Regions from separate parts of the Homo sapiens genome. Here all the other regions are linked to region 2. Evidence: chromatin loops called from intact Hi-C (ENCODE). Cell type or tissue: Calu3. All regions are shown on one strand. Region 1 has its middle 720 kb from the start of NECTIN3-AS1. Region 2 overlaps NECTIN3 (nectin cell adhesion molecule 3). Region 3 has its middle 330 kb from the start of NECTIN3-AS1.

Region 1 (8,000 bases), 730 kb before region 2:
GTCTGTAATACTTTGTTATGGCAGCCCTTGCAAACTAATATAGGGCTATAGGGAGCATTAAATGAGACCACATGAGTAAATTCTTAGCAAGCGGTTGGTGCAAAAGAAACTCAATAAATTATTGTTCTTAAAATATGGAAGTTCACATGATTAGCTACAGAATATTTCTGTATGGTAATCCTAAAATAAAATACAATTGCAAATTTCTCATTAATTCTTAAAACAAATCAGATGCTGCAACCTGAAAAATCTCTCTTAAAATAATAATTATAATCATATATTAAAAGTGACTTTAGAGTTCATCTAGTCTGGATTTTCTTGTTTCATTTTTCTTCTTTCAGAATACAGAATTTATATAATTTTTGTCCAGGTTGAAAGCAATTCAGAGGCAAAATTATGTTTGTAGTAGAGACTTCCAGACTTTCATTCAAAAATTATTTTAAAACATAGCATGTTGCATATAGCTATGTTTGTTTCATCTGATAAAAGTGCTATTTTGTTGAGCAAAAGGTTTCTTTTTTCTTTTTCTCTACATTCTCTTCAAAATAAATTTTTATTTTTCTATATTTGCATAAAATACATAAGTTAATTGCCCAAATGACTTGCATTACATTGGAAAACATTGTCTTTTGAATAGGAAGATTATGCCCAAGAAACATCTTTAGATTCTATGAAGCATTAGGGTGCTTCCTTTATAGCAGGCATAGTCACATTTATTGCCATGGAGCCTGTCCGAATCCTATTTTAAAAGCTGGGTCAAGCCAGATGGCCACGTTAGCGTAGCACTGAAGTGAAGGTTCATGAGTCCAGATAAACTCTGAGGCAGCCTGATGCCATACAACTCGGGGTAGGAGTGATATACTAAATTTGATTGAAAGACAAGCAAGGTCATATTTGGGAACAAACTACTGAGCACCAGATCTGAAAGCCAAGACTGAAAAACAAAATGAACAACTGGTCTGGAAGTTGGGTGAATTAAAAACATAACAGAAAGTTTTCCTAAAATAAATTGAGAAGTGAGAAAAATAGAAATAGAAAAATATACAGTGATAAAGATGAAGAGATATAGTAACAAATATGTTAAGACATTATTCTGTGCAATGCCATGTCTGTGCGTCAGTCAGGAACAGGTGCTAAAAAAGAAGCATGTAGGGTTGGAGGGAACCCTAATGTGTTCACTCTCCATATGGGATACATAAGTGAAGTTCTGGTCAAACTATTGATCTCCTCTATTCGTCCTTACTTTGCTATCCACTTCCAGCAATTTTGTTTATTCATATGATGACCAGTAAGGGCAAAGCAGAAAACAAATCAGAGATAGAAGAAAACAATCATTATTCAAATTGTACAGTTGTTCCAGATCTACTTTGCTCAGCACGCCTCCTGTTTCTAAGGTTGGGACAACTTGACCTTTAGTTGCATGATCAAGTCCACTCCAATATCAAGATTTAATTCTGAACATAGATAGGAAAGGTCTAAGAAACTTAATAATCACTCAATATTTTCAGGAATGTTGTTGGTCTAATCTCATCTCAATAACTGAGTCTGTGCCTTATTTCTCTGGTTAAGTCTTTCCTAATACCCAAGTCTTAAATCAGGATTGTGCTTTTGACATCTTAGTCCAGGCGTCTCTCTTGATTACTAACACAGTACAGTGCCCCCAGGTTTGGAATCCTTTTGTCTTTGCCAGTCCTCCAGGAATGACAGCTTGTGCACAAAAGCCAGATGTATGACTCAGTCCTGTTTTCTTCCGCTACCCAAGGAATCCTGGCTCTCCTGGCTCTGCTCTGCTTGTCAGCCAGAGGCACCTGGCACTGCAGTTGGTGTTCCTTCTTATGCTAGATGGTGTCTTGAGTAACCTCTTACTCTACGATATGCTGTCTACATTAGGAAGACTGCTGTATAGGCCTTCCTAACATTATCTTAACAAGGCTAAGTGTCCCAACATTAGCTCTGTATGGCATCATCTTCTCTGTCCCTAATTGGGCTCTCCTGCTTTGTCATCAATTCAGCTTTCAGACTGATGTTGTCCTCAAACTCCCTAAAAGTTTTGAACTTGGAAGTAGGGTACAAATATGCCAACACTCTAGCACTAGAAGAGTAGCCCCTCCTTACCTTCCCCTATAACTATGTAATATACCCAGAAACTATCATGTGTTGTTCATTTACCATCAAGAAGGAAGAAACATTCTCAGTGGCTTAATAGAATAGGTTACGTATTAGGTTAGGCCATGGTAAGAAACACTTTCAAATCTCAGTGGTTTAAAACAAAAAAACAAACAAAGAAACAGTTATTTCTTGCTCATACCTTATAACCATATTGGGTTGGTAAGGGAGGATTCCCTCCTGTCATCACTCTAGGCCTCAGTCAGCCACTGTCTTGAACATTTGCAATTCTTATGACAGAGGAGAAGAGAAAATGTCCTATGCCTCACACAGGCCATTGAGTATTCATCCAGGAAGTGACACATACTTCTGTCCACAACACATTGACCAGAATTAGTTACTTGACCTCACCCAAGCCCAAAAAGATCTACCAAATGCTTAGAATGGGGAGAACTGGAAATTTTGTCAAAGAGCACTAGTAACTGTCACTGCAGCCAAGCTCACTGTTAGTACCAAGACCTGCCTTTTCCAAAATCAGGAAGCACAGGAAAAAAGAGACAAGAAGTAAAGAAAAATAAACCCTAGTGCCCAGAAAATGAAATAGAGCATTGAACTGCTGAAGTGGAGGTAGAGGCAGGAAACAGGAGTTATAGAGATGAGAAGCATCATTACTGACAGAAAAGAGGTAAGACCAAAGATCAACAGTAGCCACTAGAACAGAGGAAAGTGTCCAGGGAAAGTGTTCAGAATGTGGCATTCTGAAAGTAGTGACAGGCCCAGCCCTCTATACTTCAATAATCTCCAAAGTTAGCATTTGTTTACACTTTACCAAAAGAGTTGTTATATTCATTTGACTCTGTTAATAGGACACATTAGCAGTTTCAGTGTCAAATATGAAAATTTGAAATATTAGTCTAATATGCTTACAAGGCTACATTCATTTAAGAATAAGAGGGGAGAGCTCTTTGGAATGTAGATGCAATTTCCTTTCACATTAATGAAATGAAGAATGTTGCACGTGAAGTGACTTTTGCCACAGAGTAGAGATAGTGTTAGAAGGCAAGAGTTTCTACTTCCACTCTCCAGTGTTAATAAATCACTGGTTTCAAAGTCAACTTAGAACTTCCTGGCAGGGAAATCTTGAGGGGCCACAACTTGCACAGCATGCCTGTTGTTGTGGTGAGGTATAGTGATCTCTGACTGCTTATCTTTGAGAAATATTTCATGTAGAGGAATTCCAGCTGGGTTACTTTTTAACTTCTGAGATGACCCAGTCTTCAGTAACGCAATGGATTTCGTGAACATCATATGAGAAGCTTTCGCTTCTGATTTAAACTTAAAAAATAAGTAACTGATTATGGGATCTCTCCTGAAGATTTCAAACAGGAAATAGCTAATCACACCTTAGTAAGTTCCATATTTAAACACATACAAATAACAATGATGTTATGGCTGGTTTGGGGACCTTCTGCAGCACTTGCACCCACAATCATTCATATCGCTCCTATCTCCAAGAATGGTTTGAAATAAGAACTATGACAAATGACATTTTTTAAATGTTAAAATAATGGATGAAGGCCAAGGAAGCCCTTAAGTAATGTATGACAACATCTTCAAAATGTATGTTTGAAGTGAAAAACAAAGCAAGGCACAGTGCAGAGTGAGTGTGCTACTCTGCTGGAGAAAAAAAAAATAAAAGCTAATATGTATTGCTACTTAACTTGTTCATGTATAAAAATGTTTGGAAGGATATAAAAATGTAATAACAGTGTTTATTTGTGGATGAGGGGATGTTGTGGGGAGTGCTATGGAATGGGAACTGGGAGGATAGGAGGATAGGGAAAGGGATTAGAAGGAGAAAAAATTTTGCCAGCAACACACACACACAGACACACACACATCCCCACAATTTTTGTCTTGTACATGTCTTATTCAAAAATTTTAAAGAGTAGCATGTGACATTAAAACGAATTACTCACTAATTAAAATTAAAGTAAAATAATGGTCAAGACCGAGTAATAAAACTGTATAGGATTGTGCATTGGGTTATTTGTATGCAATAAACATGGTGATATAAAGTTTAGTAACATTGAAAAAATATAGTATTTGCCTAAAAAGTTCCATCAGGTTTTATGCACCCAATTCTGACAATTTATGGAATTTAAAAAATAAGCCAAATTAGAAATGGCAGCATGTTAGTGTAGATCAAATTTATCATTTCATTTTTTTAAGAGTGATTTTGAGAACTTTCTAAGAATTAGGGAGTCATTTGTTAGAGCTGTATAATTTCTCTATGATTTGAATAATTCATCAAGTTAGAGTAGTTTGAGAACATCCAGTGGATGCTGAGTTGTACTGGTGCAGCTCCTCAAGAAAAGTTATGGTTTACCTGAGCCATAGTTTATCTGAATAAGACCCAGCATCATAAATCCTCTCTGTAGTGAACTCTTTACTTAATAGAATGTTTAAGAGAGAAGTGGAGGACAATAAAGCATCCCACAACCATGAAACTCTGACATGTTTCTCACTGTTTGGACTCTCATATTCCAGACACCTCACATTTCCAGCACATTTGTGCTGCCTTACTTATTTAAGCAGTACCGCCTCCCTAGAGGCAAGTACGTCTCAGTTTTTTCAATCATATAAGTCTTTCCTTCAGGCTCACAGAAAATTCTATTTAGTCTCCTGTTTTCCTCTTTAAGCCCCAACAATCTGGGCTTTCTGAAGTGCTCTCAGTAAGGGCATTAATGGACCCAGGTACTAATTTTTCCATCTATGCTGTATCATATATTATTTGCAAGACACCAAAACCACAAGGTGGTTGGTGAATAAGATACTAGCTTCATTCAGGAGATTAAGTTCAAATTTAGAGACTATTGGTCATCATCAAAATGGGCAACTGGCCCTCAAAACTGGCCAGTTGTGTAGCAGAGAGGCAGCATATTAAATCCATGCTTATGAGGGAGAACTGTGCTCAATACTCAATACTTAGCATAATGTCTAGGATAAAATTTGTGTTTTCTACTCGATGAATATTTGTTTGACAAAAGAATAAACATCATTAGTTTCTACACAAAAACTCCATGAAAATACAAATTTACTGAGGACATTCCACCAAAACTAAATTTAAGATGGCTTTTTCTTTTTCTGGAAAGCGAGTAATAACTCCTTCTGGCAAACTCATCACTGTGTGGACACCGAATTACACCAAGTATGGACTGATTATGCACATATATTTAGAATGTTGTGATTAAAAAATCAGTTAGATGGGAATGCTTAGTGTATTGATGATATTCTTAAATGTTCTTATGTGAAATCCCTGATTGCAAACTAGTTTAACAATTATCTTGTCAGCCAGATTAAAACTTGTCAAGGTGAGGACTTCATCTTCTCTCTCCTTAATCCCCAATTCTACACATACGTGATTGTTGATAAAGAAATATAAGAGACAAAGAGAGATGGAAGTTGACAAAAAGTGATTACGTGATTACGCAGGATTGAATGGACTTTCCATAACAAATTTTGACCAATTACAACAACGACAAGAGAGAATTTTACAGCAAGAATCTTTACTTTGCTAGTTCTCTAGAGATACTGTTCATTCTTTGCCTTTTTAATTTAATTTAATTTTATTATTATTATACTTTAAGTTTTAGGGTACATGTGCACAATGTGCAGGTTAGTTACATATGTATACATGTGCCATGCTGGCGTGCTGCACCCATTAACTCGTCATTTAGCATTAGGTATATCTCCTAAAGCTATCCCTCCCGCCTCCCGCCACCCCACAACAGTCCCCAGAGTGTGATGTTCCCCTTCCTGTGTCCATGTGTTCTCATTGTTCAATTCCCACCTGTGAGTGAGAATATGTGGTGTTTGGTTTTTTGTTCTTGCGATAGTTTACTGAGAATCATGATTTCCAATTTCATCCATGTCCCTACAAAGGACATGAACTCATCATTTTTTATGGCTGCATAGTATTCCATGGTGTATATGTGCCACATTTTCTTAATCCAGTCCATCATTGTTGGACATTTGGGTTGGTTCCAAGTCTTTGCTATTGTGAATAGTGCCGCAATCAACATACGTGTGCATGTGTCTTTATAGCAGCATGATTTATAGTCCTTTGGGTATATACCCAGTAATGGGATGGCTGGGTCAAATGGTATTTCTAGTTCTAGATCCCTGAGGAATCACCACACTGACTTCCACAATGGTTGAACTAGTTTACAGTCCCACCAACAGTGTAAAAGTGTTCCTATTTCTCCACATCCTCTCCAGCACCTGTTGTTTCCTGACTTTTTAATGATCGCCATTCTAACTGGTGTGAGATGATATCTCATTGTGGTTTTGATTTGCATTTCTCTGATGGCCAGTGATGGTGAGCATTTTTTCATGTGTTTTTTGGCTGCATAAATGTCTTCTTTTGAGAAGTGTCTGTTCATGTCCTTTGCCCACTTTTTGATGGGGTTGTTTGTTTTTTTCTTGTACATTTGTTTTGAGTTCATTGTAGATTCTGGGTATTAGCCCTTTGTCAGATGAGTAGGTTGTGAAAATTTTCTCCCATTTTGTAGGTTGCCTGTTCACTCTGATGGTAGTTTCTTTTGCTGTGCAGAAGCTCTTTAGTTTAATTAGATCCCATTTGTCAATTTTGGCTTTTGTTGCCATTGCTTTTGGTGTTTTAGATATGAAGGCCTTACCCATGCCTATGTCCTGAATGGTAATGCCTAGGTTTTCTTCTAGGGTTTGAACTTGGAGATAAGTCAGTCAGTAGAATTAAAGAAACCAGGTCGGGCGTGGTGGCTCATGTCTGTAATCCCAGCACTTTGGGAGGCTGAGGTGAGCGGATCACCTGAGGTCAGGAGTTTGAGACCAGCGTGGCCAACATGGTGAAACCCCGTATCCACTAAAAAAAAATACAAAAAATTAGCCAGGTGTGATGGCACACGCCTGTAATCCTAGCTACTCAGGAGGCTGAGACAGGAGAATTGCTTGAGTCCAGGAAGTGGAGTTTGGAATGAGCTGAGATCACACCACTGCACTCCAGCCTGGGTAATAAAGCAAGACTCTATCTAAGAAAAAAAAAAAAAAAAAAAAAGAAAGAAACCAAAGTATTTGGGTAATGCGCTAACTTAAGGGCCCTAGTCAAACAGTTTGGCCATATATCATTAACAAGACTCATTCTACTACAACAATCCCATTGACTATATTCAGTCTTTGCCAGGCAAGAACTAGCCTAATTTGACTTTAATCTAATAATGTTTCACGATATAGTCGTGGAACATCTGAAGTTTCAGCTGTGGACATGGTTAACAACTATGATGCATTATCATAACCAAATCAAATTCAAGTAACTATGTCTGATATAAAGAAAGGTCTCTTTTTACTTCAATCATTGCTTAGTAAAAATTGGCTAGTGGTTGAAAATCAAACTGTTATTGCAAAACGTCGTTTTTAGAAAATATCTGGCCCAAATCTCTCATTTTATGAAAAGAGAACAGAGGCTTGAGGAAGCTAAACTCACTCAGTACATTTATGTCCCTGTAGTAGAAGTTAGAGTAGAAGGTAGGTTTCCCAACCCTTTTAGTTCTATAAATATTGATTCTTTGGGTGTCATGTCAACAAACCTTAAAAAAGATAAATTTAAATGGCACAAATGTCATGATTTGAAGAAGAAAACCTTTGAGTTCATTATTTTAATTTGTTTTTAAGTACTATTTTCAGTTACACTGGAAAATCAAAGGCAAGCATATTTAGTGACAATGAAACAGAATAGTTTTTGCTTTCATTACAATGTTCGGTGTTTCTTGATTTTGTTATTATTGCTTCCAAAAGAATTTAATGTGAACTTATGTTTAAATGTTAGTTACTAAAATATGTATAAAATTTCTGTT
Region 2 (8,000 bases):
TAGCTTCAGGGCAGATCACTTTGGGTCAGGAGTTTGAGTCCAGCCTGGCCAATATGGCGAAACCCCGTCTTTACCAAAAATACAAAAATTAGCTGGGCATGGTGGCAGGAGCCTGTAATCCCAGCTGCTTGGAAGGCTGAGGCAGGCTAATTGCTTGAACCCCAGGGGGAGGAGGCTGCAGTGAACTGTGACTGCACCATTGTACTCCAGCCTGGGTGACGGAGCAAGACTCCGTCTCAAAAAAAAAAAAAAAAATCTGAAACTTTATTAAGGGTAGCTTCAAGGTTTTTTTCTAAAAGAGTTACTAATTATAATGTAACTTATCAATTACAAATTTTAATGAGGTCTGCCTCCTATGAGTCTAGATATAGCCATATCGCAGGTATTATAGTTATTTTAGAAAGGATATTATATATTTATATTTTGAATTTTACTTGTTTTCTTTAGTATGGCATCCAGGAGATTGTTTTTCTTGCAAGACTATTGACTGCCCACCATTCATTCTGCTAAATAAGTTGAGTAGGGAAGACCTGTTGCATTGTGAGTAGATATTCATAAACTGGAATGTGAGCCATGTGTAAAAAACTTTGGTTTCAACTTTAATGGTAAAAAAAAAAAAAAAAAAAGATCAAACTTGTTCTTAAATAGGTTGGCTGTTGCACCCAATAGAGGCCCTTTAGGCTTTCAGCCTAGGTTTTATCACAAGAAATAAAAGAACAGAAAAAGGGAGTGGGGCTGTAAATAGCTATTCTCAAATAGTTAGAGCCTGCAAAGATAGGATGTGTGAGTTAAAATCATAGTTACTAGGGAATCTTTTTTGAAGCAATGTGGCCGGGCCCCACTATGGACTTACTAGATCAACAATTTTTGTAAGACGGGTGAGGTGTGGAGTCCAAGGGTTGGGACATTTGTATTTTGAAAGACAACATCAGATAATTCTTTTTTCTCTTGACAAGTGCTATTTATTATAGCATTTTCATTTATGATTTGACCAAATATTATCAATCTTCTGAAAGAAATGTGCTTCACTGTTTTGTTCATTATTTGTATTCCCATGTGCTTGGCATGTAGTAGGCACTCATATTTATTTCAAGAGTTTGATGGCGAAATCAAGGTTAGTCCAAACCAGCACGTTTTAATAGAACTATAATGCAAGCCATGTAATTTCAAGTTTTCTTGAAGCCACATTTAAAAAGTGAAGAAGAAATAGGTGAAATTAATCTTATTTTATTTAACACAATGTAACCAAAATATCATTTCAGCATGCAATTGTTATTAAAAATTGAGATATTTTACATTTTCTTTCATAGTAATGTTTTGAAATCCAGTAGATATATTATACTTATAGATCATTTCAATTTGGACTAGCCACATTTAATGCACTTTGTATTCAAGTGTGATGTTCCTGGTGGCTACCAGTTTGGATAGTTCAAGTCTGAACCTTTAATTGTCTCTAAAGTGGGTTATGCCCTTTTGTGGTCTTTACCCATAAGGCCTAGAATGACATTGCTCTTCCTACCTAATCAAATTCTGAAGGGCTTGGTTTAAGATTGACTTTCTCCAGGAAGGCTTCCCTCACCACTTCTTGCATACAGTGAGCATGCAATTCTGTTTTCATTTTTTTCATGCTTTCAGGCTTAAAACAGTCTTTGTTAAAGTGTTTCTGTGAAACACTAGTCTCAGAAGGTAGGTTTTTGGAAGAAAAAGTACCATGTTTTAATACATTTGGGAATAGGAAAAGCTAATGATATACCCCCTCATGGAAAGTTAACAATGTGAATTAGTTTATTAATGGTCTAAGAAATTCTTCAGTAAAATATCCCATTTAACAAACTAAACAAATTCTTTGGTGTAATATATATTATGTTGCAGAAGCTATGTTATGCAGAATACACTATAGGAATATATTCTTAAAGAGATTTGTACTCTTGATGATTAGAAAAGGTTGGTAGACTTAAAGATATTACTTGAGATAGTTCTCCACTGATTTTTCCTTTTTAAAAAATTATTTTTCCTCTCTTCAGTTCTATTTCCCATTGCCTCACCCATTTTGAATTTGAGATGTTTGCAGAATTGACTTTCTATGAGAATAGTAGTCTTCTGCTTTGTTATTTCAAAATCAGCTGTATATTATTTACCTGTCTAGCTTAAGCTGCTTCTGTGAGATGTATCGTACTTCATGTATGACACATCTGACTCTGGAACTGAGTTTTATGAATGAAGTGGGTAAATTTAAGATAGTCTATTTTGTAATGGAAGTATGCTAATGTGAAACTGTGCAGGGCTAGGACTCCAACTAAGTGTCTGAGAACATTATATATAATGTCAGGAGTGTGCTTGACTCTTCTGTTGCTTCAATTCAGAAGAAAAAAATATTAATGAAATGCTAGTATTGGTAAACTGTAGTAAAATCAGTTTAATATAGTAACTGTGAATTATTCATGATAGACATGATTGCTATTACTGAAAATCTTAGGCCCTAGTTTTGAAGATTATTAATAAAATTTCTAATTTAGTTGTAGCTAGATTCTTAAAGTACTCAGCAATTATGGTGGCTATTTTGAAACTGTGCATTGTTTATCAAGCTTGTTTTTCATGTAAAAGGATCTGGGCATTGATATATTTTCATTATATTTGTAGTTAATAGTAAAAATGTTTAAATGTCCTTTCATTATAGACTCAGATTCCCTACTAATTTGATTTAGAGATAATCATTCATGGCTATACATTTAATTTAATACTAAGCCTGACAATAAACTGCCTAGTTTTTAAAACCTGCTTAGAGATACCATACCTACTTTATTTTAAATGCAAAATAAAAAAGTCCTTCTCCATTCCTTTAATTTTTTGGAAGAGAATCAAGTGGAAGAAGGCATATAGCTAACAGTTCTATACTTCTCTTTAAGGGCACAGGACTAAAACATGATAGCAGCATTTCTCACTTAATCATAAGCCTGCTTATGTTAATGGCTACTGCAGTCACTCTAAAACTCTGCATTTCTGCTTGTTAAATTTAAAGGAAGTAAAAAATTACTGCCAACACAATCTTTGAGAAACATGCAAATAATACAGTTGTATTTAATGTCAACTTATATAGTAGCTTCCCCATTCCTATAAACACTTCTGAGGTTATATGATTATCTTGATGCAGTTTTTCTGCCTAGTTCATATTAAAAGCAGAGTGAACTTCAATATTGAAATAACAGTAAGGGAATTTCTGTTCTTTTTCAAGGTGTTGCATTGTTTATTGTTGTATACTAGTACAGTGCCAAAGGATTTATAATTTTTTTCTTTTAAACTGGTATAGACCCTACAGTTGACTGATTTTGAATAACAAAAAGGCATATCAAGTTTATAATTAGTAATACTAATTAGCAGGAAATAAGACTATCTAGATTATTGACATTCTTTTCTGTATTTAAGAAAATAAAATTAAGAAATTATGTTTGCCGTTTTCAATGAGGAAAGATTTTCAACTTCGGGATTCTTAAAGTACTCAGCAATTATGTTGGCTATTTTGAAACTGCATTGTTTATCAAGCTTGTTTTTCATGTAAAAGGATCTGGGCATTGATATATTTTCTTTATATTTATAGTTAATAGTAAAAATGTTTAAATATATAAGTAGCTGGTGAAATTTGTATTTGGCATGCCCCAAAGCCCCTTTTCCTTCAAAAGCTTTAATCCTGACAGCATCTCTTGAAATATAAAACAAATTTGAAGTTCCCTAAGAAAAATACATGTTTTTCTTTGAGGATACTACTGTTGCTTTGCTGCCCTCTACAGTCATCTAAAATAGTCACTCTAGATTTTTCTCCATTCAGATACTTAGAATACTTTTTCCCTGACCTGTGTATGAGCTTTATATTTCAGGAATGGGTTAAGTAATATTTACTGTTACAGAAGTAAAGTTTAGTCACAGTTAATCTATATATGTCATGCAAAAAAAAAAAAAAAGGACTTAGAGATTTGAACAAGGGATAAATTGGGGACTATTGAGCAACAACCATGTGCTAGGGAGTATAAAGGATACCACGGTGGAATGAGGCATGTTGGCCCTCTAAAGCTTATGAACTCATTAATACGATTAATGGCATGCTTATATATCAAATGACATTTGTAACAACATGCCAAGTGATATGATATAGTTTACAGAAATATTAGTAAGGGCTGGAAGAGTTAAAAATGAGACTTTTGAGCTATGTCTTCAAGAGTTTAGACAGATAAAACAGGGTGGTTTTAAACATATTTAAAACACAAAGCAGGCTGGGTGCAGTGGCTCACGTCTGTAATCCCTGAGAGGCTAAGGCAGGAGGATTGTTTGAGCCCAATTCTTTGAGACCAGCCTGGGCAACATAGTGAGACCTCGTCTCTGCCAATAAATAAATAAATAAATAAGCCAGGCATGGTGGAGTCCACCTGTAGTAGCAACTACTCAGGAGGGTAAGGTGGGAGGATTGCTTGAGCCCGGAAGGCTGAGGCTGTAGTGAGCTAAGATTTTGCCTCTGCATTCCATCCTGGACAACAGGGCAAGACTCTGTTTCACCATAAAAACAAAAGACAAAACAAAACAACAAGAAAAACCACAACCCTACAAAGCATCTGTTATGTAGAAAGGACTCTTCTAGGCTCCTTGGAGTCTTTGCCCTTAAGAAATGTAAAACTTAATTGTCAGGAGATTGGAATGAAAGATGTCTTTCTCTGTGTATGTGTGTGTGTGTATTAACCCAGTTACTTCTCTCCCTGTTTCCTCCCCTGTTAAATTGGCTAAATAATACTTTCTTCACAGAATTGCTATGAAATTAAATTGCAATAAAGTGCTATGTAAATACAACAAACAATACAGTGAACAAAAATGACTTGTCTTATGTGAGAAATTTAACAAAGTATTGTCGGATTATAGAAAGAGGACCAATTTAACTAGGGGTGGAAGAAGACTTAGAGGAGCTAATTTTCTAGCTGAATCTTGAAGGAATAGCTTAGATTTCTGTTTGTGAGGGAAAGTCAGTGAAAAAGAGGGTGTTCCAACTTAAAGACCACTGAGATGAGGACTCTAGAAGGAATTAGTGTTCTCATGTGACTCAAGCATGAACTTTATGGAGGGAAGTCGTGGATTTTTAAATACTTTGCTGAGGCGATTAGACTGTGGTAGCCACTGAGGAGCTTTTGAAGGCAGGCAACTGTGGAGTCCATCCATGACTTGATAGATTGTATAGCTCTGGCAGAAATGTAAAAAATATATTGGAGCTATGACAGACAAGTGAAGGTGACAACCATTGTGATATTCCATGGAAAGAGGATTACAGAGATAAATGACAGTTTTGCAAAGGGATTTGAAGGGAGGCTTGGATCTGAGAAGTAGATGATATGGTGTTTGGATATCATTGTGGGTAAGGAAGGAGGAGTTAGATATGAACCAACTTGGAATAACTAGGAAAGGATGATGAGAGGATTGATTAATCAATCCAGTAAGGTTTCACATGCATTTGTGGTGTACTTTTGAGCTGTAGCTGGAAATTTGTGAGAGTTGGGGTTAGAAGGGTGAGGTACGAGGGGTAGGAGGTAGGTTGTGAAACTGGGAATTATCAGGATTGAGGTATTTGCATTGAATGAGCTGTTTCAGAGAGAAAAGGGAACACAGGCAGAAGAGAGAGAGTGAGAAGAAAAAAGTGGAGAGAGGGAAGGGAATAGTGGATGGGGCCAGAATTTTTTTTTAGATTGAGGTATTTTGATTGGATAAGCTATCGGAGGGAGAGAGAAGAAAAATGTTCAAGGAAAAATCTTAGTTGATAAATAAATGAATACATTTAGTAGAGGTAAGGGCATTCGTGACTCTTAGTAATTTTAGTAAAAGTGGTTAGGAGAAAAATGTCACATCTTAAAGCAGAGGTCTCCAACTTTTTTGGCACCAGGGACTGGTTTTGTGGAAGACAGTTTTCCCATGGCCTGGGGTTAGGGGCAGTGAATGGTTTTGGGATGATTGAAGTGCATTGCATTTATTGTGTAGTTTATTTCTATTGTTATTAGATTGTAATATATAATGAAATAATTATACAATTCACCATAACGTAGAATCAGTGGGAGCCCAGAGCTTGTTTTCCTGCAACTAGACAGTCCCGTCTGGGGGTGATGGGAGATAGTGACAGATCATCAGGCATTAGATTCTTGTAAGGAGTGCACAACATAGATCCCCCACATGTGCAGTTCTCAGTAGGGTTCGTGCTCCTGTGAGAATCTAATACTGCTGCTGATCTGATAGCAGGCAGAGCTCAGGTGGTAATACAAGCGATGGGGAGCAGTTGTAAATACGGATGAGAGATGGGGAGTGGCTGGTGAATACAGATGAAGCTTCACTTGCTTGCCCACCACTCACTTTCTGCTGTGCGGTCCAGTTCCTGACAGGCCACAGACTCGTACGGGGGTTGGAGACCCCTGTCTTCAAGGATTAAGAAATCATGGGATAGTGAAGGAGAGTAGGGACAACTCTTGGGAAAGAAAGGAAAGAGAAAAAAGAGTAATTTGTGAGGGAACAAGACTATGTCAGTTGTTATGGACTGAAAGTTTGTGTTCCCCTTCTCCCCCAAATCCATATGTTGAGCTCGCAACCCTCAATGTGATGGTGTTAGGGGGCATAGGGCCTTTGGGAAGTAATTAGGTTTAGATGAGGTCAGGAGGGTAGAGCCTCATGATGTGATTAGTGTCCTTATAAGAAGAGGAAGACACTAGAGCTGTTTCTCTCCATCATGCAAGGATGTAGCAGAAAAGCAGGCATCTGCATGCCAGGAAGAGGGCTGTCACCAGGAACCTGATAATGCTGGCACCCTTGTCTCAGACTTTCATGCTCCAGAGCTGTAACAAAGAGTGTAAGCCAGCTAGTCTATGGTATTTTGTTAAAGCAGCCCAAGCCGAGACATCAGTCAAGGTTTTATTCACAAACATCAGAAACTTGACCCCGTGGTTAAAAGACAGTTTTTTGAAAGATATTGGATGCTTCAGGCATGGAAAACAAGAACTGAAAGAAGGTAGGCAACTAGAACTATATCCAGAACCATAGCTAAGATACTATATTGAGGGGCAGTTTGTTAAGGTCATTACCTGCTGTCTCCTGGACGCTGGATGATATAGCCTTGTCTCTGATACTGGCTTTGCTGCTCATAGAAACTGGATGTTGTTGTTGCCATAGCCCAAGAAAATATATTGTCCACAAGTGTCCACTATAGAAAGTTGAAAAACTTTTTTTAAAAAATTTAATTTATATGATGAGACTTCTGTGTCTTTGGGAGAGAAGCAGGAGAAGCTCATTGATACGGCAAGGTCCAGGAAAAGAGATAAGTGGAAACATTAAAAACACAGATGAGAGATGCTAGTATTAGAAATGGAAGACACTTCTTTCTACTAAATAGGGAAAAGAAAATGATAGGTGAAGATGTTGAGACACTTCCAGGTGTGAGAGAGGGAAGTTACAAAAAGGTCTTGTTCTTTAGCGATATAAGTGATAAACTTTTAGAATGAGTGTGGAGTGATGTTGGGACTTAGGATAGAACCTGTGGTGAAAAATGGAATAAGACATCAACTAAGAATGAATGAAATGATTCAGTATTGAAGGCATGAATTGGCATAACATGGACTTGTGAAACGTGAAAGATGGTGTGGAGGCAGTAGTAAGTTTATGTTGTGTGGATGTTAGTATTTAATTGAGCACTAGGTCTACTAGAGACTATTCTAGGTACTGTGAAAGACTAGCCGATAAAGAACAAAATGTGTTCTGGGAACCACTTGTGTTTATGTATGGAAAGAAGTAGAATAGAGTCAGACTGAGTGCTTTTTAAATGTGATGTGATAGGGTGTCTGAAAGTTTGAGAACAAGGGTGATGTAAGGAAGGTAGGATTTAAGAAATAAAGATATTATTGAGGCCTAAAGTAGGGTTGTAATGGTAGAAATGGAAGGGAAAGGTTTAGAAACGAGATAATTAAATGGTAAAATAATACCTCTTAATAATT
Region 3 (8,000 bases), 340 kb before region 2:
AGAAAATTAGGGCTCAGAAATGTTGAGGGGCATTTTATTACTCTTTGAGCCAGTATATACAAAACTCCAGAGTCTTGGCTACTTCTTTGAGAAGGTTAATGGTACCGACTAGCTTCATTTGTCATTGCCTTACATGCCCTCTTATATGTAGTAAGTTTCATTTTACTCTGCTATGGGATTCCTTTGGAGCTAGAGAACAGACATCCAATTACTCATTCATTGTTCAGCAAGTATGTCCTCTATCACAGCATCCTACATTACTATGTCATGCACTTGAGATATAATCATGGCAGAAATCTGGCCCTGTTTCCCAGGGAATTATTATCTAATCCATAGGTGTGTCCTATTGCAGAGTGCCTTGAGGCTCATCTGTATACTGGGAAAAACTTTATTGCAAAGGTTTAGTAGGTATGACATTTCAGACTGTAAACTCACAAAGGAACAAATGGAGTTAACTTTATTTTTCTATAAATGAATTTAGTTCGTATCTAGAGGCCGCATTCTGTCCAGTAGTAGAAAAGGTAATCCTGGTTAGTTTGGAGTTCACTCCATAACATCCCAGAGTCTTCTCTATTTTTTTCCCATGAAGTTTCATCTGCATTCCTCAGGCTTCATAACACCAAGCTATTTGGTTATCTGGTCCCAGGGAGCTGTCTGTCCACTCTGGCATTCAACGAAAGATGTATCACATTGTCTCTTCCATCATCACTATCCCCTTAGGCCAGCAACTGCAGGATTATTCACATTTCCCCTGATATCTAGCTGAATAGCCTACCCATCATCCTTCCCCCGAGACCTTATCAAGTCTACCAGTTTGCCTTCTCAGCTATCCATTTTCACCCTTCTCAGATTTACAGAAAATATTGCTTATACACTCTGAGGCTATCTTAGGCTTTCTCTGTTCAAGACCTCTTGAACTATCTTTTATGGAGATTCCACATCATGTTAAAGCAAGAAAATCTTCAAGGCTGTCACACCCAGAGTCCCAAGTTAAGTGAGTACAGGTCTCCTTTACTCTCATATCCCTGAATCTATGTGGAAATTCTATTGCTTTCACAACCCAAGGAGGCAGAGGTAGGTTCTCCTTTCAGACATCCATACCAGCAATTTCTTCTATTGCTTTTTCTCCTCAGTTTTAATATATTACTGTCTTCTAGAATTCTTCACTTCTTTCCCAGATAATAAAATTTTTATCTGTTTCTAATTTAGAAAAAATTTGGAATGAGAAACTATTCTTCCAATTCTATTGTTTTATTCAAGGTCCTTAGTTTCTGAAGTATAAAAGTCAATTGATAAATGATGGTTCTTTTTATTTTATCTACTTATAAAGTTTATGAGTTATGTCTAGCTACCTCAGTGAAAAAGTATTATGGGGCAAAATAAATTTCCAAGGGTGAAAGCATAACAACATCTTATTCTGCTACAGTGTTAAGAGTCAGAGTCCTCTTTGAAGGAATGGAGCCTCCTTTGTGGAATTTGTGAGAATTCTGCAGTAACCAAAGCTGGGTCCATGTCTTCATGTCAAGATAATGATGGGATGTTTTCTTAACACTTAGCTACATCTTGAGTCCTATCTCCATATCAACTTTTATGGGTAGAATTGTGCCCCACTCCCCCCAAAATATGTTGAAGTCCTTACCCCTGGAACTTGTGGATATAATTGCATTTGGAAATAGGGTCTTTGCAGATATAATCAACTTAGGATGAGGTTATTAGGGTAAGCCCTAATTCAAAATGGCTGGTGTCCTTATAAGAAGAGGAGAATGGACACAGCAATACAGACACACCTAGGGAGAATACCACATAATAAATGAAAGCAGAGATCAACACACAGCAGCAGCAAGCCTTGAAATGCCAAGGACTAACAGCCACCACCAGAAGCTAGGAAGGATTTTCCCCTAGAGCCTTTGGAGAGAGGATGGCCCTGCAGACATGCTGATTTCAAACTAACTTCTAGAACTGTAAGATAATAAATTTTTGTTAAGTCATAGGGTTTGTGTTATTTTGTAGTAGCAACCCTAGGAAACTAATACACCTAAGCTCAGCCCCTCAAGAGTTGCTCATTTGGAAGAATATGATATTCAAATAGTTTGGCTTATACCCTCTAAGGTCTCCTAACATCAATTTCCAGAAAACTAAAGAAAGCCCCACAAGCTGATTGTAATGAACCTCTCCTCAGGATCTGTTTACCTGAGTCTTAAGGAGCCTAAAGAACATAAGAGCTAAGACAGAGCCGACTCTAGAATATAGTTGGAGTTTCTTTGAGTAGCCACAGTTTTTAATCCCTGTGAAAAGGTAGGGAGAGTCTGACCTCGAGGCACAGCCATGGGCCTTCTTTCCTTCATGTTTTAAATGTTCTACCTAGGTAATATCATACAGTCTTACGAAGTTAAGTGTTATCTGTATGCTAATGGATTCCAAATATATTGTTCAGTGTATGGCCTCTGCAATAAGGCCAGACTTCTACATCCAACTTTCTGCTTGACATTTCCATTTGATTGCTGCCCTGCAACCCAAATGTTACATTACTAAATCAGAAATCTTGATCCACAGATACTCTCTCTACCAAAGCTCTGCGTATTTTAATATTCCCCATCTCAGTAAATGACACCTTCATCCATTCATTTGATTGGTCCTAAAACACAAGTGTATCCCTAGATACCATCCATAAGTAATTCCTGTCAATTATATTTCCAAAATATATCCTCCTCAATAATTACCACCCTTCCCTATGACACTATAATCTATTGCCTAGACTTCTACAATAACGTCTTTAGACCTTACGGTCCATTTTCTTCTCGGTCATCAGAATTTTTTAATTTAATTTTTTTTTTTTTTTTTTTTTTGAGACGGAGTCTCGCTCTGTCGCCCAGGCTGGAGTGCAGTGGCGGGATCTCGGCTCACTGCAAGCTCCGCCTCCCGGGTTCACGCCATTCTCCTGCCTCAGCCTCCCAAGTAGCTAGGACTACAGGCGCCCGCCACTACGCCCGGCTATTTTTTGTAGGTTTAGTAGAGACGGGGTTTCACCGTTTTAGCCGGGATGGTCTCGATCTCCTGACCTCGTGATCCGCCCGCCTCGGCCTCCCAAAGTGCTGGGATTACAGGCGTTAATTTAATTTTTAAAAATTTAAAACACCATTCAAATATTCACACTTAAAAGGCTAAACAGATTACATAATGTTAACCTAGGATGAAGGAAAGCTAATGGAAAAAAAGTAATCAACCCACTAAAAATGTTTATATTGGAATCTATAACCCAGGCCTGCACTTTATAAAATGTAGTCTAAGGAAATAGCCTTCTAATATACAAGAAGAGACAAAACAGTTTGAGATGCAGAAGACACATTGTTTTTTTCATGGAGTCTTACAATACATATTAGTGTATTTGAAGGCTTTGAGATATCAGAAAGCAAAGACAAACACTCAACATCGTTTAATCCAGAATTTTATGTGAAACTTTTTATTTGTAACATTTATTAATATACTGTAGCATTTAGGAATACATTCTGGAAAATGCTGCTTTAAACCAGAGGATTCCAATCAAAGACCAGCATCAACAAATTTCAAAGCCTAAGCTGGCAGATATACAAGCTCTGTCCAGCTCCACCTCTTCATAGTTTGCAGAGATTTGTAGCACACACAGAAGTGCTAAAGGTGGCACGTCTCCTTTAGGAGGACCTTACTGTCAGTGCCTCCAGCCCTGTGATCTGAAATCCTACGGGAGGTTAAGGTAGCTCTTCATGATGAATGGGCCAAATAGAGCCCTCCCCATCTGGAATTGATAAAAAAGAAAACAAAGGACATGGGCCCTATAAGTAATTTGATTATAAAGAGGCAGATGCTTGGCTAAAGCTCTATCAGAAGACGTTGAAAATCATTCTGTAAGATTGAAACAAAGAATAGAAATCTGGGGTTCACTTCTCAGTAATTAAGTTCAAAATCATAGTAATATGACAAATTGTTATTTATTAATAAAATTATTGAGCTACATGTGTTAACCAAGTATCATCAAAGATTTACAGAGGGTCACAAAAAAGATAGAATGGGCACTTTTGAAAGACCTAGTGTCAATCTTTTTTTGAAAAAAAGGAAAGAATCAGGATATATATTATATAATCTGAAAATAACAGTTTCAGGTGACATTTAGTAAATTAAGCTTTTACTAATAGAATATGCTTAATTCAGGAAAATCAGTTGCAAGAAGTCAATTTAAATGATTATGTACTGGAATAAAATAAGTAATTATTATATATACATATAGAATATGATATAGAATAACATATAGAATATCAAATGAAAGTTTATTCTATATGTAAATACTTTTTAATTCCTAGCAGAAAAGCAAAAAGTGTCAATAAATGTTTTTTGTGTGTCTTAAAACTGGAGAGTGAAGGATAAAATGGTGGTAAACAACAACAACAAAAAAATGATACAGGAAGTGAACTGTTTCCAGAGGAAACTAAGAGCTATAAAATTCAGAATGAGTAAGAGACTGTTGTAACTATTTTAAGGAGAAAAAAAGAAAATATAGTGTATGTAAGCTCCTAAATAAATTAGACCTATTAAATCCATGATGTGTAAAACACTGAGCCACTGAATTTCTTTTAATTGTCCTTTAGGTAAAAAAATAAAGTGAAGCTTTTAGGAGCAATAAGGTGCAAAATGAGAATAGTATGGTCCTTTGGGGAGATGAGCAAAACATACTCAGTTAAAAGAGAAAGGTGATGGCCAGAAAGGTGGGTATCAGGTATATTCAGTACAAACTGCATTTATTTGGCTGTTTTTATTAATTTTGTTTCTATTAACTTTCTATTGTTGTAACTGATCCAAAGTTACCCCACTCTGCACAAACTATGTGGTGGAGGAGGGAGGGGAAGAAAGGGTTTGCCTAAGCAAATTACTTGTGTAAACACAGTTAAAGAGCTATTGTTTAAACAAATCTGGCAGGTACTTCGCTTGGAAACCCTTGGTTAGCCATTAGTTGGTGTTACTAATTAACCTACTCCTTCTGCCATCTGCTCTTTTCTCTTCACAGTCTCTCCCTTAGACAGTGGATCTATTCTCATGACTTTCCCTATCACCTTTTTGCTAATGACTCCCAAACTCAGGTATCCATCTCTCAATTCTTTCTAGATGCCAGCCTCAAAGTTTCACACACTAAATAAAATTCTGTATTCATAAAGCCAAGTTCATTGTGTTCTTCCCAAAAACTGCCACCTGCCCTAACTTCTCCATTTTAGTCAATGACACCATCCTTCTTCCAGCCAGTCAGCCTTGATATCTTGGGGCAATTTAGAATTGCTTTCTTTCTTATAATGCACATATAGAAAAGCTCCCAAATGTTCCATTCTAATAAGACCATCCTAGGCCATGTAGCTATTGACCCATACTGAAATACCTCCTGGAATCCCTGACCCTTACTTTTCTCCAATATACCACTTTTTTCTATATAGAAGGGTATACACACACACACACTGTCTCTCACACACACAGTCTTCTAAATTAAAGCATACATATACATTTATATACTTTAATATATTAATTAAATAATATATTAATTTATATATATTAAAGTGTATACATATATATACTTTAATTTAGAAAGTGTGCATGTAAGCTTTGTGTCCATCCCTTGATCAAAAACTTTCATTTTCTACCTGCACTATACCTTATCAAGTATTATAACAGTAGTGATAAGAGTATGGACTCTAGAGCCAGGCTGCTTGAATTCAAACACCAGCTTGGCAACATCTTAGCCATAAGGCCTTGGTCAAATGATTTAAACTTGTTGTACTTCAGTTTTTTCCTCTGTAAAATATGAATAATAATAATATCTAAATTATAATGTTGCTATGAGAATTAAATGATTTAACACATTATTTAGAACAATGCCTGGCACACAGTTAATGTGGAATAAATAATAGCTATTATTATGAAAAATCATTTCTGTTTAATTTTCAAGGTCCTCTAAGTCAAATTTTACCTGAACCTAATAACCTTCTTTCACATGACTTTATAATAAGACCTTCTATTCATTAGGCTGGGCCACTTCACCATTAGATAAGATCATGCAATTTCCTGCCTCCATGCCTTCCCTGTAAGAAACATTTGTGTCTTCCATGTCTCAAAGCCCATTGGCTCCTATCCTATTCCAGCCTGATTGGTCAATCCATTTGTTAAGATCCTCAAACTTTATGGGTAACGGGTTTGATTTCAATTGCATATTATTTTACAACCATTTAATATTATTTTATTTATTTTATTATATTATTATTTTATCTTACAACCATTTATTATTATGTATTATTTTACAGAGTTCCTTCTTGTTTTATTTGTATGATTGTTTTTTCTTGCTATACACCATGTACAATGAATAAAAGCTCTAGACTGGAGTCAGACAAAAATAACTTTATGACCTCAGCTAGTAATTTAAGCACCGTGTTCCTTATTGCCTCCATTTATCAAACATTACCTGGCAAATTGTAAGCACTTAAGAAATATATGATGTATACTGTCAAATTCTACCAGATATAAAAGGAAGAAGTGGTACCGTTCCTACTGAAACTATTTCAAAAAATAGAGGAGGAGGGACTCCTCCCTTACACATTCTTTGAGGCCAGCATCATTCTGATATCAAAACCTGGAACAGACACACACATACACACACACACACACACACACACACACAAACTTCAGACTAATATCCTTGATGGACATTCATGCAAAAATCCTCAACAAAAATACTTGCAAAATGAATCCAAAAGCACATCAAAAAGTAATCCACCATGATCACATAGGCTTTATCCCTGAAATGCAAAGTTGGTTCAACACACACAAATCAATAAAGGTGATCCACCACATAAACAGAACTAAAGACAAAAACCACCTGATTATCTGAATAGATGCAAAAAAGGCTTTTTATAAAATTCAACATTCCTTAATGCTAAAAACTCAAAAAAACTAGGTATTGAAGGAACACACCTTAAAATAATAAGAACCATCTACGACAACCCCACAGCCAAGATCATACTGAATGGGCAAAAGCTGGAAACATTCCCCTTGAAAACCAACAAAGACAAAGATGCCCAGCTTTCACCACTTCTATTCAACATAGTATTGGCAGTCCTGGCCAGAGCAATCAGGCAAGAGAAATAAATAAAGGGCACCCAAATAAGAAGAAGAAAAGTCAAACCATCCCTGTTTGCAGATGTCATGATTCTATTAATACATCTGGAAAGCCCCATCATCTTGGCCTAAAAGCTCCTTCAGCTGATAAACAACTTGAGCAAAGTTTCAGGATACAAAATCAACATACCAAAATCACTAGCATTTCCATAAACCAGCAACAGCCAAGCTGAGAGACAAATCAGAAATGCAATCCAATTCACAATTGCCACAAAAAGAATAAAATACCTGGGAATACAGCTAACCAGGGAGGTGAACAATCTCTACAATGAGAATTACAAAACAATGTTCACAGAAATCAGAGAAGACACAAACAAATGGAAAACCATTCCATGTTCATGTGTAGAAAGAATATGACCATACTGCTCAAAGCAATTTATAGATTAACTGCTATTCCTATCAAACTTCCAAGGACATTCCTCACAGAACTTGAAAAAAACTATTAAAAAATTCTATGGAACTAGAAAAGAGCCTGAATAGCCAGACAATTCTAAGCAAAAGGAGCAAAACTGGAGGCATCACATTACAGACTTCAAACTGTACAACAGAGACACAATAATCAAAACAGCATGGTACTGGCACAAAAATAGACACATAGTCCAATGAAACAGAATCTAGAGCCCAGAAATAAAGCCACACACTACAATCATCTGATCTTTGACAAAGTTGACAAAAACAAGCAATGGGGAAAGAAATCTGTATTCAATAAGTGGTGCTGTGGTAAATGGCTAGCCATATACAGAAGATTCAAACTGGGCCCCTTCCTTACACCATAGACAAAAATCACTCAAGATGGATTAAAGACCTAAATGTAA

The links. Hi-C counts contacts between places; a loop is a spot of excess contacts. Peaks named below come from ENCODE experiments on the same cell type or tissue, not always from the same donor. Only the 100,000 strongest peaks of a DNase experiment are listed, where the experiment ranks them.
Region 1: a loop joins it to region 2, with 5 times the contacts of the local background. A loop is called at or near these places in 3 of 110 quality-filtered maps.
Region 3: a loop joins it to region 2, with 2.7 times the contacts of the local background. A loop is called at or near these places in 2 of 110 quality-filtered maps.

The regions. Positions count from the first base shown.
Region 1 is chr3:110,341,830-110,349,829 of GRCh38, forward strand. No RefSeq gene overlaps it. Among named protein-coding and RNA genes, the nearest start is that of NECTIN3-AS1, 720 kb to the right of the region's middle. In Calu3, no CTCF peak of the experiment used is centred here; DNase peaks (open chromatin) are centred at 1,752 and 3,282.
Region 2 is chr3:111,076,738-111,084,737 of GRCh38, forward strand. The region is part of intron 1 of NECTIN3 (nectin cell adhesion molecule 3); the gene reads left to right. Among named protein-coding and RNA genes, the nearest start is that of NECTIN3, 8.9 kb to the left of the region's middle. In Calu3, a CTCF peak has its summit at 3,765 (motif pointing left); DNase peaks (open chromatin) are centred at 174 and 4,444.
Region 3 is chr3:110,738,475-110,746,474 of GRCh38, forward strand. No RefSeq gene overlaps it. Among named protein-coding and RNA genes, the nearest start is that of NECTIN3-AS1, 330 kb to the right of the region's middle. In Calu3, no CTCF peak of the experiment used is centred here; a DNase peak (open chromatin) is centred at 4,917.